Linked DNA regions of Homo sapiens: region 2 is linked to region 1. Evidence: chromatin contacts called from ENCODE POLR2A ChIA-PET data. All regions are on one chromosome and are shown on one strand. Each heading gives the region's core, a stretch centred on a gene start or an enhancer-like site at or near the end of the contact. The rest is flanking DNA. Distances are from core to core; before and after follow the strand shown. Region 1 holds the start of SIRT5 (sirtuin 5). Region 2 holds the start of SLC17A5 (solute carrier family 17 member 5).

The links. ChIA-PET counts read pairs that join two places held with the same protein, here RNA polymerase II (POLR2A).
Region 2: POLR2A ChIA-PET joins it to region 1 with 11 read pairs in WTC11. The contact joins the promoter of SLC17A5 here to the promoter of SIRT5 in region 1. POLR2A ChIA-PET finds 5 or more read pairs at or near these places in 2 of 52 experiments (WTC11 and activated B cell).

Annotation. Positions count from the first base shown.
Region 1 is chr6:13,571,757-13,577,484 of GRCh38, reverse strand. It overlaps SIRT5 (sirtuin 5), which reads right to left and starts at 2,884. Exons shown (of 10, transcript NM_012241.5): 1 at 2,741-2,884. LOC105374937 (a long non-coding RNA gene) reads left to right here and starts at 3,051. Exons shown (of 2, transcript XR_926497.4): 1 at 3,051-3,520; 2 at 4,264-5,413. RefSeq lists enhancers at 1,947-2,532, 2,122-2,601, 2,533-3,119 and a silencer at 2,812-3,331.
Region 2 is chr6:73,650,970-73,656,697 of GRCh38, reverse strand. It overlaps SLC17A5 (solute carrier family 17 member 5), which reads left to right and starts at 2,706. Exons shown (of 11, transcript NM_012434.5): 1 at 2,706-2,905. The coding sequence starts at 2,812. RefSeq lists an enhancer at 1,502-1,591 and a silencer at 2,591-3,260.

The DNA of each region.
Region 1 (5,728 bases), core at 1,635-4,134:
CATATAAAAATCAGTGGTGTTTCTATACTCTAACAACCAACTATATGAAAAAGAAATTAAGAAAACAATTTCATTTATAATAGCATTAAAGAAAAAACCACTTCAGGTAAATTTAACCAAAGATATAAGACCTGTACACTGAAAACCATAAAACACTGATGTGAGAAAAGAGACACAAATAAGTAAAAAGGTATCCCATGTTCGCGGATTAGAAAAATTAATGGTTGTTAAAGTGTCCATACTACCCAAAGCAATCTACAGATTCAATGTAATCTCTATCAAAATTCCAATATCATTTTTCACAGAAATAGAAAAAACAATCCTAAAGTTCATATGGAATTGCAAAAGACCCTAAATAGCCAAAGCAGTCTTGAGTGAAAGGAACAAAGCCAAAGGCATCACACTCCCTAATCTCAAAATATATTATAGGGCCATTGTAATCAAAACTGCATGGCACTGGCATAAAAATCGGCACATCAACCAATGGAACAGGAATAGAAAGCCCAGAAATAAGCCCAAGTATTTACAGTCAATTGATTTTTGACAAAGGTGCTAAGAACACACAATGGGAAAAGGAAAGTCTCTTTAATAAATGGCATCAGGAAAACTGAATATCCACATGCTGGATAACAAAATTGAGTCCTTATCTCACACCATATACAAAAATCAACTCAAAATAGATTAAAGTCTCAAACATAACACCTGAAACTGTAAAACTAATAGAAGATAACATAGGTGAAAACTCCATATTAGTCTGGGCAATGATTTCTTGGATAGGACCCCAAAAGCAACAAAAGCAAAAATAGACACATGGGATTGCATCAAACTAAAAAGCCTCTGCACAGCAAAGAAAATAATTAACAGAGTAAAGAGACAACCCACAGACTGGGAGAAAATATTTGCAAACCATGCATCTGATAAGGGGCTCTTATCTAAAATATATAAGAAACTCAAAAAACTCAACAGCAAAACAAAACAAAACGAATAACCCGGTTAAAAAATGGACAAAGAACCTGAACAGGTATTCCTCAAAAGAAGACATATGAATGGTCAACAAATACATGAAAAACGCTCAACTTTGCTAACCACCAGGGAAATGCAAATTAAATCACACTGAGCTACCACCTCACGCTTGTTAGAATGGCTATTATAAAAAAGATCAAAGACAACAAGTTTTGTCCAGAATGTGGAGAAAAGGGAACCCTGGTACACTGTTGGTGGAATGTAAATTAGTACAGCCATTTTGGAAAACAGTATGGAGGCTCCTCAAAATCTAAAAATAGAATTACCACATGACCCAGAAATCCTACTTCTGGGTATATATACAAAGGAATTGAAATCAGTATGTTGAAGAGATAGCTGCATTCCTGTGTTGTTTTCAGCATTATTCACAATAACCAAGATATAGAAGCAACTAAGTATCCATCAACTGAGGACCGGATAAAGAAAATGTGGCACATATATACAATGGAATACTATACAGTCTTAAAACAGAAGGCAATTCTGTCATTTGCAACAACATGGATGAACCTGGAGGACATGAGGCCAAGTAAAATAAGCCAGGCACAGAAGGACAAACAGCACATGATCTTACTTATATACTTGGGGTCTAAAAAAGTTGAACTCATAGAAGCAGAGTAGAATGATGGTTACCAGGGGCCTGGCAGAGGGCTGATGTGGAAGGGAGGGATGTTGGTCAAAGGATACAAAGTTTTAGTTAGGTAAGAGGAGTAAGTTTTAGTGATCTACTGCACAGCATGGTGACCATAGTTGATGATGTATTGTATATTTCCAGGAGAGTAGATTTTCACCACAAAAAATAAGTAGGTGAGGTGATGGATATGTCAATTAGCTTGATTTAATCTTTCTACAATGTATACATATATCAAAACATTACACTGTACGCTATAAATATATAAATTTGTCAATAAAAATAATTATATAAATATATATTTATATAAAACAAAATACATGCTAAGGATAATGCAATGAACTGCAAAAAGTTGTACAGGCTCCCAATAAATAATTTTTGAACGCCTAAGAGCTAAATAAATGCAATACATCACTCCCAGGTGTCTCCACTAGGGGGCCCCATTCCCTCCCGTTCCATCACCTGCTTTCCTCAAGGTCGTCTCCACCCTCCTATTTGTTGATACCCGGCCTCTGACCCAGTTCATCACTTTCCCGGGCTTCCGGGCGCCACCCTCTTCAGGTTTTCCTCCTACCCCTCCAGCCCTGCCCCTCTGGATCTCCCATCCTCCCAGCGCGCCAGACTGCATGCGGCCTCCCCGCCCTGTGTCCAAGAGGCAGCTTCCACTCCACGCGGGCAAGCCTGAGCTCCAGAGCCGTCCTCAAGCCGCCTCCCCCCGAAGCACTGGGACTTCATCCTCCCGGCTACTACTCGTGCCCAGGGACTAGGCCCTGAGCCTTCCCTTCTCGCACGCCCCATAGCCAAGCTGCTCAGCAGAACCTGACGGCTCCACCTTCAAACTACGTCCGGAATCCGACCCCTCTCCACGCCCACTGCCTCCACCCCGGCCACCTTCCTCGGTCACCCTGGCAGCTGCAATGACCAGGGTGACCTTTCTGAAAAGGGAGGCTCTGTTCGGAGCCCTCGCGGGGCTCCCCAGCACAGCGGCCTCCCATGCCCACCTGCTCGGGTGGGATTACTTTCCAACCCCGTTTCCATCCCCCTCCCTGGTCTCCAGCCGCAGCGACCCCCACGCAGAGCCCGGAAGACCTTGGGCCCCGCACATGCTGCCGGCCCGCTAAGAGCTCTGGGTACCCCCGGAGCGCCTTCCAGGCTTTCTCCTAGAGGCGCTGTGTCCCGACCGCGCTCCGGACCTGAGCCACGGCTCACCTGGGGCAGCTCGCGCCCCCGAATACAGTCTCCCACGCCCCGCCCCCCGGGGTGCCTCCCTCCCAGCTCTCTGTACCCACCCACCATCCCCCACATCCCTTCCTCCAACCGCTAGCCAGTCACCAGCCCGGGACCGCAGGGCAGAGGCCGGGCCGCGCATGCGCACCGCGGACCGGTGCCACCTCCGCTCGCGAGCCCGCGGCAGGCCCTGGGCGGTGCGCGCAGTCCCGCGAGAGCAGTGCTTGGTCGGGACCTCGAAGCCGGAGCCCGAGCGGGAGAGGCCGCGGAGACCCCGGCCCGGCGCAGGCAGAGACGCACCTGCGGGAGGCGGGCGCGCCGGCTGGAGAGGAGGCCGTGGGGCGGAGCGGCTCAGCGTTCTGCTCGGCTGCAGCGGCCCCTGCCGGAGACCCGGGCGCCGTGGTCTTCTTTATAATTGAAGGATTGTCTCTCTGTTTTTATTTGGGGTGGGGGTGGGGGTGGGGGGCGGCGCAGTGACTTGCTTCGACTTTGTCAGCTTCCAGGGTTCATTCCACTGCCCAAATATGTAGTGAGTTACTACCGGCTTTGCTTCCTCCTTCAGCAAACGGCTGGACCACACAACTTCAGGAGAGAGGATTTTAAATGTTAGGGTCATTTTCCCTAAAACGATTTCAAATGACGGTGAGTTGGTTCCCAGGCTAGGCCACCTAACCTCGAACGCAATGACGAGTGCACTCTGACTGCTGAGCTGAGAGCCTTCCGTGGCTCTGGGACCCAGTGACTCACGTGGCTCCGCATGTCCCCGTTCCCTTAAAATCGGAGTCTTTCCTTTTCTTGGATTCCGGCTTGCCACCAGCACCACTTGGCAGAATGGAATTGCTTGCGGGCATGTCAGTGGACTAGAAAGGGAAGTAAGTGGTCTGAGAACTTGGGGGCCAAAAATGTTACATTAACATTTTTTGCCTACCTAAAATCTCAGCCACTTCCCACAGTTTGGCTGGAAATTCAGCCCATGTTGAGGCCCTTCTCATTCCTGCAGGTGTTACCAGCAACTCAGAGGTTTATGGAGTAACGAAATTGGGGAGGGCCTCACATCCGGCTGCTGTTTTTCCCCCTAACGTGTATGGTGCTTATTCTGAGCCAGACACTTTTAAGAACTGCACATTATTAACCATTTTAAATCGTCCCCACCACCTGATGAAATAGGTACTGTTATCCCCACTTTATGGGTGGGGAAACCGAGGCCCAGGGAGGTCAAGTAACTGCGCAAAGCACAAAACTGTTGAGTAGTAGTGTTACCAGGGCAGTCCTGGAGAAATCGCTCAGAGGGCAAAACTGAGAGCTCATTATTTTCTTAAACAGTAGACAGCTGAAAATGCTCATTGTTTTTTAAACCGTTTTGTTTGTTTGATTTTTTTTCCTAGTCTCTTTATCTATAGGTAACCCAGCTTAAAACAACTGCGGTTGGCCCGGGATCCTCACTGCCCTTTGCCAAGTACCAGAGAAAGATAAGGCCTACTAGGAACCAGAGAAAACCAGAACCAGCCACCCCTTGTTACTTTTAGATCATTAATACATCATTATATGCTCAACTCCCGACCCGTAGAAGAGAATCGCCGCCATTTTCTGATAGTGCATTGTATGAAGAGGCATGTTTATGAAATGCACCTGTGCGTCTAGAGTTCCTCCCGGCATATGCTTGCATACCTCCCCACTCCACATCTAACGCCTTACAATTCCCCAGCTTCCCAAAGCTCTGGAAGAAGGGGGTCTTTAGAGTGAAAGTTTACTCCTTCTCTATTCCTGGCCAGGAATGAAACCCGCTTGCCGTTTTTTCCAGTTGGTGTGCTTTCTTTGCAACTGATACAGACTAGGAAAAGAACGCAATTTACCAGTAACAGTAGAGCTGGGATTTAAATCTAAGTGCTTTGACTTCAAAGACAAGGTTCCAAGCTGCTACACATACCAATTCTCGTTAAAGTGTATTCCATTTCTTTTGTGCTTTCATATTGACCATTGTGTGTTAATCCTTTCAATTGGAAGAAGAGGGAGACAGTGCCAGTTATTGCAAACTTTCACAGTCCACAGGCCCGATATGTAGCCTTCACCACCCACAGGTTCTGCCACTTCTGGGGCATTATATTCCATCAAGATCCAGGCACCCGCCATCCACATACCAGCCCTGGAACTCGTCCCTTCTCCCAGACTTGGAAACGCCACCTCTCCCTGACCAATGTCGAGCCACTTCCTCATCTTGATACATCAGCCACTATCCTTTCCATCTTTCAGGCAACTCCAGCTTAATTTCTCGATGGCCTTGCCCTTCTAAAAGGCCGTTCTCTTTTCCCAGATGACTTTTTCCTATCCCCTCCACAGTAACTCCCCTCATCCTTCCAGTCTCAATTCAATTGTTCCTTGGTGGGGTGGGGCGGGGGGAGCCTTCTTAAACCCTCCTCCCTCACAACTGCATGAGGTCCCTTGTCTCTAATATAAGCTCCTGTAGCACCATGGCACTTATCCCAGTTGAGATTTTAAATATATTTCTGTGTATTTGATTAAAGTTTCTCTCCTCCACCAGGCTGTGAAGGTGGCTTCTTGTTTTGTTTTGCTCCCCGTGGTATTCCCAGCACCTCAGGATCCCTTATAGTAGATGCTGAATTAGTAAATACATATTAAATAAATGAATGAACAATCTCACAGGAAAAGCAGCCTCAAACTCAGAGGATAATGGCTTGGGCTATCTTTACTAAAATTTAAGAGGCGAATGACCTTTTCTTTCTGCTTATGAGTCTGTCTGTAGCAGCACAAAATAAAAAATAAACAAGCAAGATAGAGTTCATTGATAACTCATCCTATTTACAGAGGTTTTCCTGGGACATGTGGGTAGGT
Region 2 (5,728 bases), core at 1,457-3,956, about 60 Mb before region 1:
ACTGATAAACATCAGTGATAAATAAGTTGACAGCACATTCCCTTGACATTACATGATGAGAATGGCCCTTTACCTCTATGACCTTTCCCTCAAAAATCCATAACCCCAGTCTAATTATAAGAAAAACATTCAGGCCGGGGGTGGTGGTTCATGCCTGTAATCCCAGCACTTTGGGAGGCTGAGGCAGGTGGAGGCTGAGGCAGGAGGTCAGGAGATGGAGACCATCCTGGCTAACATGGTGAAACCCCATCTCTACTAAAAATACAAAAAATTAGCCGGGCGTGGTGGCATGCACCTATAGTCCCAGCTACTCGGGACGTTGAGGCAGGAGAATCGCTTGAACCTGGGAGGTGGAGGCTGCAGTGAGCCGAGATCGTGCCACTGCACTCTAGCCTGGACGACAGAGCGTGACCTCGTCTCAAAAAAAAATTCGACAACCCAAATTAAGACACTTTCTACAAAACCTACCAGTACTCTACAAAACTGTCAAGGTCAGCAAAAGCAATGAAAGTCAGGAACTGTCGATCTAGAGGAGCCTAAGGAGACATGTAATGTGGCATCCTGGATGAGATCCTGGGACCGAAAAAGGATATTAGGTAAAAATTAAAGAAACGCAAATTAAGTATGAACTTCAGTTAATAATTATCTATACTGGCTCGTTAGTTATGATATATGCATGATACTAATGTAAGATCTTAATAATAGGTCAAACTAAGCAAAGGGTATGGAGAACTCACTGTACTATCTTTGCAACGTTTATGTAAACCTAAAATTTCTAAAATAAAAAATATTAAAAAAAAGAATTCCTCTGGTTTGAAGTCTTTCAAGTCTGTTGCAACTATATTCCCTGGCCCAAGTTATCTATAACCTTGGTCATCTGGGAGCTTGTTAGCAATACAGAATCTCAGGCACATCCCAGATGTACTGGGCTTCTCAGAGAAACAGCCCCAATTGGGTAGTTTGGGTAATAAAGTTTTGGCTTTCACAATATAGGCTGGCCAACTCGACCCAAAACAGATGATGGTGCACATGCCTGGAGACCCAGGAGGACCTGTGGTGCAGATGAAGTCTGAGGACACTCTGCTGGAGAAGTCTCCCTTGCTTGGGCAAGAGAAGTGGGGGAGTCGGATTTTTTATTCTAGATAGGCCTTCAACTGATTGAAGGAAGCCCACCCAGATTATGGAAGGCAGCCATCTTTACCCAGAGTTCAATGATTTTAGTGTTAACCTCATCCAAAGACAACCAGCAAGTTAACACATAAAATTAACCATCACACCAGATCTGCTGAATCTGAATCTACATTTTAAAAGGATTTGCCAGGTGACTCTGCATAATCCAGTTTGAAAATTGCATTTTTCTACAACCCTTAGAGAGTGTAAAAATCTACATGGTAATTCAGTAACTCAGAAACAAGGCTTGATTTGCTGCTTTAACTTGAGAACTTTTCTAGCATTTACTGATCTGGAGGTAGGGATGCCTACAGAAATCCTCGCCCTCCCTTCTAGGTAAAGGACCCTCCCCTTTGTTCTCACGTGAACCTCACTAAGCTTCTAACCTGGTTTACTGAATTAGTGGCTTGTGGGTCTTCCCTGTCTACACCAAACTCTCCGAGAGCATCTACATCTTATTTTCTACCTCCACAGAGACAGCCTTTATTGGCGGATCCAGATCTGCCCTGCCAAGGCAAGCTGGGTTTTCCTAGTTTCACTTTCAGAGTCCGCAAATGCTAGCACAATCTATCCAAATTCTATCGTGGAGATAAAGCATGCACACATACATCAGAGGATTCCATAGGTCGAACCATATGAAACTACCTATGTTGATTACTTTTACCTATAAAACCAGCAACATCATAGGACTCAACAAATTTCCATTGCTGTTTTTCCGCCTAAAAGCTATTTTAGGACCAGGAGCAGTGGCTCACGCCTGTAATCCCAGCACTTTGGGAGGCCGAGGAGGATTGCTTGAGCCCAGGAGTTCGAAACCAGCTTGGGCAATATAATAAGACCAAGCCTCTACAAAAATAAAAAGTAGAAACAAAATTAGCCAGATGTGGTGGCATGCTCCTGTAGTCCCAGCTACTTGGGGGAGCTGAAGAGAATCGCTTGAGTCCAGGAGTTGGAGGTTGCAGTGAGCTGCGATTGCGCCACTGCATTCCAGCTTGGGCAACAGAGCAAGACCCTGCCTGGGAGAAAAAAAAAAAAAAAAAAAAGCTATTTTAGGGACAATATGCCGCCACAGTCACGAGGTAAATATGCCGCCACAGTCACGAGGTAGATCGTACAAAGGTTGCTAACAGTATGGCAACTGACCGCTAACAAGCGAATGTCAAGTTGTGAAATGCACACCACCCACTTCCCTAGTTCGGTCGAAGCCCTCCCCTTAATTATGTGCAATTCAAGTCCCCACTGCCCGCCCGCAAGCCCCCACTCATCCTCGCTGCGGGCAGGGTGGCCCCTGCACTTTACAAGGGGGTGCAGGAGCGGGAGACGGTCGTCCGAACACCGGCTCCCCGGCATGCGTAGACCGGCGGGCGGAGCGGGCTCACTTTGCGCCAATCCTACGAGAACTCCCAGAACTCCGCTTCCCTAGTCCAACCCAAGCCAGAGTTGCCCACACCTAAGATGGCGGCGGGGGCGGAGTCGGCGCGGCCGCCTCTGGGCGGGACCGCGGGGACTAGACGTGGCCGCGGGGCGGTGTCATCGCCCCCGCCCCGCCCGGTCCAGCCAGCTCGGCCCGGGGGCTTCGGGCTGTCGGGCCGGCGCTCCCTTCTCTGCCAGGTGGCGAGTACACCTGCTCACGTAGGCGTCATGAGGTCTCCGGTTCGAGACCTGGCCCGGAACGATGGCGAGGAGAGCACGGACCGCACGCCTCTTCTACCGGGCGCCCCACGGGCCGAAGCCGGTAAGCGGCGGGGTCGTCCAGGGGCTTCGAGTGGGCAGCGGTACCGGGGGCGGCGGTCTCTGGGCCGGCATGGCCCGGGTACCCGCACCCTGCGCCGGCGGGACCGGAGCTGCTCAGGCGCGAGGGGACATTAAGAGGGGAGCCCGTTCAGAGTGCCGCTCAGTCCCGCCTGCCTCGGTGCGCAGAAGCCCCTCGGGAACCCCGGGGGCCGCGACCGTGATCGCGGAGCCGAGCCGGGGCCTCGGCAGGTGCAGCCCCACCGGGCGGGGGCGGGGGCGGGGGCGGGGGCGGGGGAGCGGCGGTGCAGCCGGCGCTGAGCTGGTGGTTATTTTGGGTAGTGCTGAGCAAGGGACCCAGTGGAAGAACGAACTGGGAGAGAATCATCAAATGAATGGGCTAAGGTCCGAGCGGAGGACCCCGGTGTAAGAGCAAACTGGAGGAGAAACCTGCAGATCAGTAGGCAGAGGGCTGTCCTTCCCTGTCACCGCTAGGTTTCCGCCACTGCGTATCCGCCAGCATGTGACCTGGTAGCTTCTTAGGCGGGGAGGGAAGACAAAAAAGGACTGGAGTTAACATTTGTGAGTATGCAGAGGGCAACTATTGTATAACCCAGCTGATATCTTGACATTGTGCAGTAAGAGACTAAAAACATCGAGGACATTTTTTTTCCGTCTGGCAGTCTATGATTTAAGTTAGGAAAAGGTTCAGTTATCCTCAAGATACCTATGGAGTTCTAAAGTAATTTGCCAAAGGTCTTGGAACAAATCGAAAAGCAGGTACGTCATAAAGCATCTTCCCTGAATTTGAGAAAATTAAAATATTTTGCTATTTGACACTTTTGTAATATAGTTTATTTAAAAGTAACGAAAACTAAAGAACAAATCAGTTTGAATGCATTCTATAGTTTCAAAGATCTGTGCGTGAGAAAGAGTTGTGTTGGAAATTTGACTTTGGCTAACCCAGAATTGTATAGTTTCTATATTTTTATTTGTTTTTAATGTTACCAGATGGTGGCAGTAGAGGTGGCAACCTTATAGCTCCATCTGGCAGCCGGGAGCTTATTTTAGTCAACACAAACTGTAAATACCATACCATAGTTACGTTTTACCTGGAAGTCGGACTTAGTTCCATAAACTGATCATTTTCTGTGGCTTGTAGTGTTCAAATTGTATAATATTCCTCATAAAATAATATAGAAATACAGAAATAAAAGTTATAATAAAGATATTTGCCAGAGATTATTACATTGTTACAATTGAAAAATATGTATATGTATAATCAAAATTTAGCACAAATGTTAAACATTATTCTCAGGAAAATGCAGATTAAAATTACAACGAGGCACTATACACCCACTAGAATAGCTAAAATCCAAAAGGCTGATAATACCAAATGTTAGCAGAGATGTGGATAGAAAAGTTATACATCTCAATAAAGATTGAGATGGACAAATGTATACATTTATCACGTAAATTATACTTCAATAAAGTTGATTTTTAAAAAAGTAGCTTATAGCATCCCTTTTAAAAACAATCCCTACTTGATTCATGTGTTGAGTGTATGGATCTTATGGTACTGGCCCTGTCCTTCCTGGCTTTAGGTGGCTACGTTTGTTACAACCATTTCCTTTTTTATTTTCCCTCTTTACATACCCACTGGAGAGCAAGTGAAGTGGAAATAATAGTAACATACTGTTTTTGCTATTTAGAATATGATAAGTTTTATAGAGAAGGAGCATATATGGCAATTAAGAGAAGTATATAATGAGCCCCCATGTAACCAGCACCCAGATTAAAGTTATCAATTCATGGCCAGTCTTGCCTTATGCTCATACATACTGTGTATTTTGAAGCAAATCCCAGATACCATGTCATTTCATATGTAAATATTTCAATTATTTACCTCTAAAAGATAAGGACTCTTTTTAACATAACTACAGTACTATTATCACAGCAAATAAAAATAATGCTTACTCACTTTGGGAGGCCGAGGCGGGCGGATCACCTGAGGTCAGCAGACCGAGACCATCCCGGCTAACAAGGTGAAACGCCTGAAACGCCGTCCCTACTAAAAATACAAAAAATTAGCCGGGTGTGGTGGCGGGTGCCTGTAGTCCCAGCTATTCGGGAGGCTGAGGCAGGAGAATGGCGTGAACCTGGGAGGCGGAGCTTGCAGTGAGCCGAGATCACGCCCCTGCACTCCAGCCTGGGTGACAAGAGCAAGACTTCGTCTCAAAAAATAATAATAATAAAATAATAATAATACTTACAAAATACTCAGTGTTCATATTTCCTCAATTATGTCCTGATTTTTTTTTTTTTTTTTTTTTTTTGAGACGGAGTTTTGCTCTGTCGCCCAGGCTGGAGTGCAGTGGTGCGATCTCGGCTCACTGCAGCCTCAGCCTCCCCGGTTCAAGTGATTCTCCTGCCTCAGCCTCCCGAGTAGCTGGGATTACAGGCCTACGCCACCACACCCAGCTAATTTTTGTATTTTTAGTAGAGACGGAGTTTCACCATGTTGGCAAGGCTGGTCTCTAACTTCTGACCTCAGGTGATCCACCCGCCTTGGCCTCCCAAAGTGCTGGGATTACAGGCCTGAGCCACCGGGCCGGGCCTATGTCCTAATTTTTTATAGTGTGTTCAAATCAGGATCTCAATAATGTCCATACCTTCCAAATGATTGAAATGTTTTTTGTCTCTTTTAATCTGTTTCCCCTGCCCCGCTCCTTTTCTTTTCCCTGCAATTTTATATCCTTATGTTGTCCTTTAACATCTTCTGCCCTCCTGATTTACTGTAAATTGGTAATTAGTAGATCTGAAGATT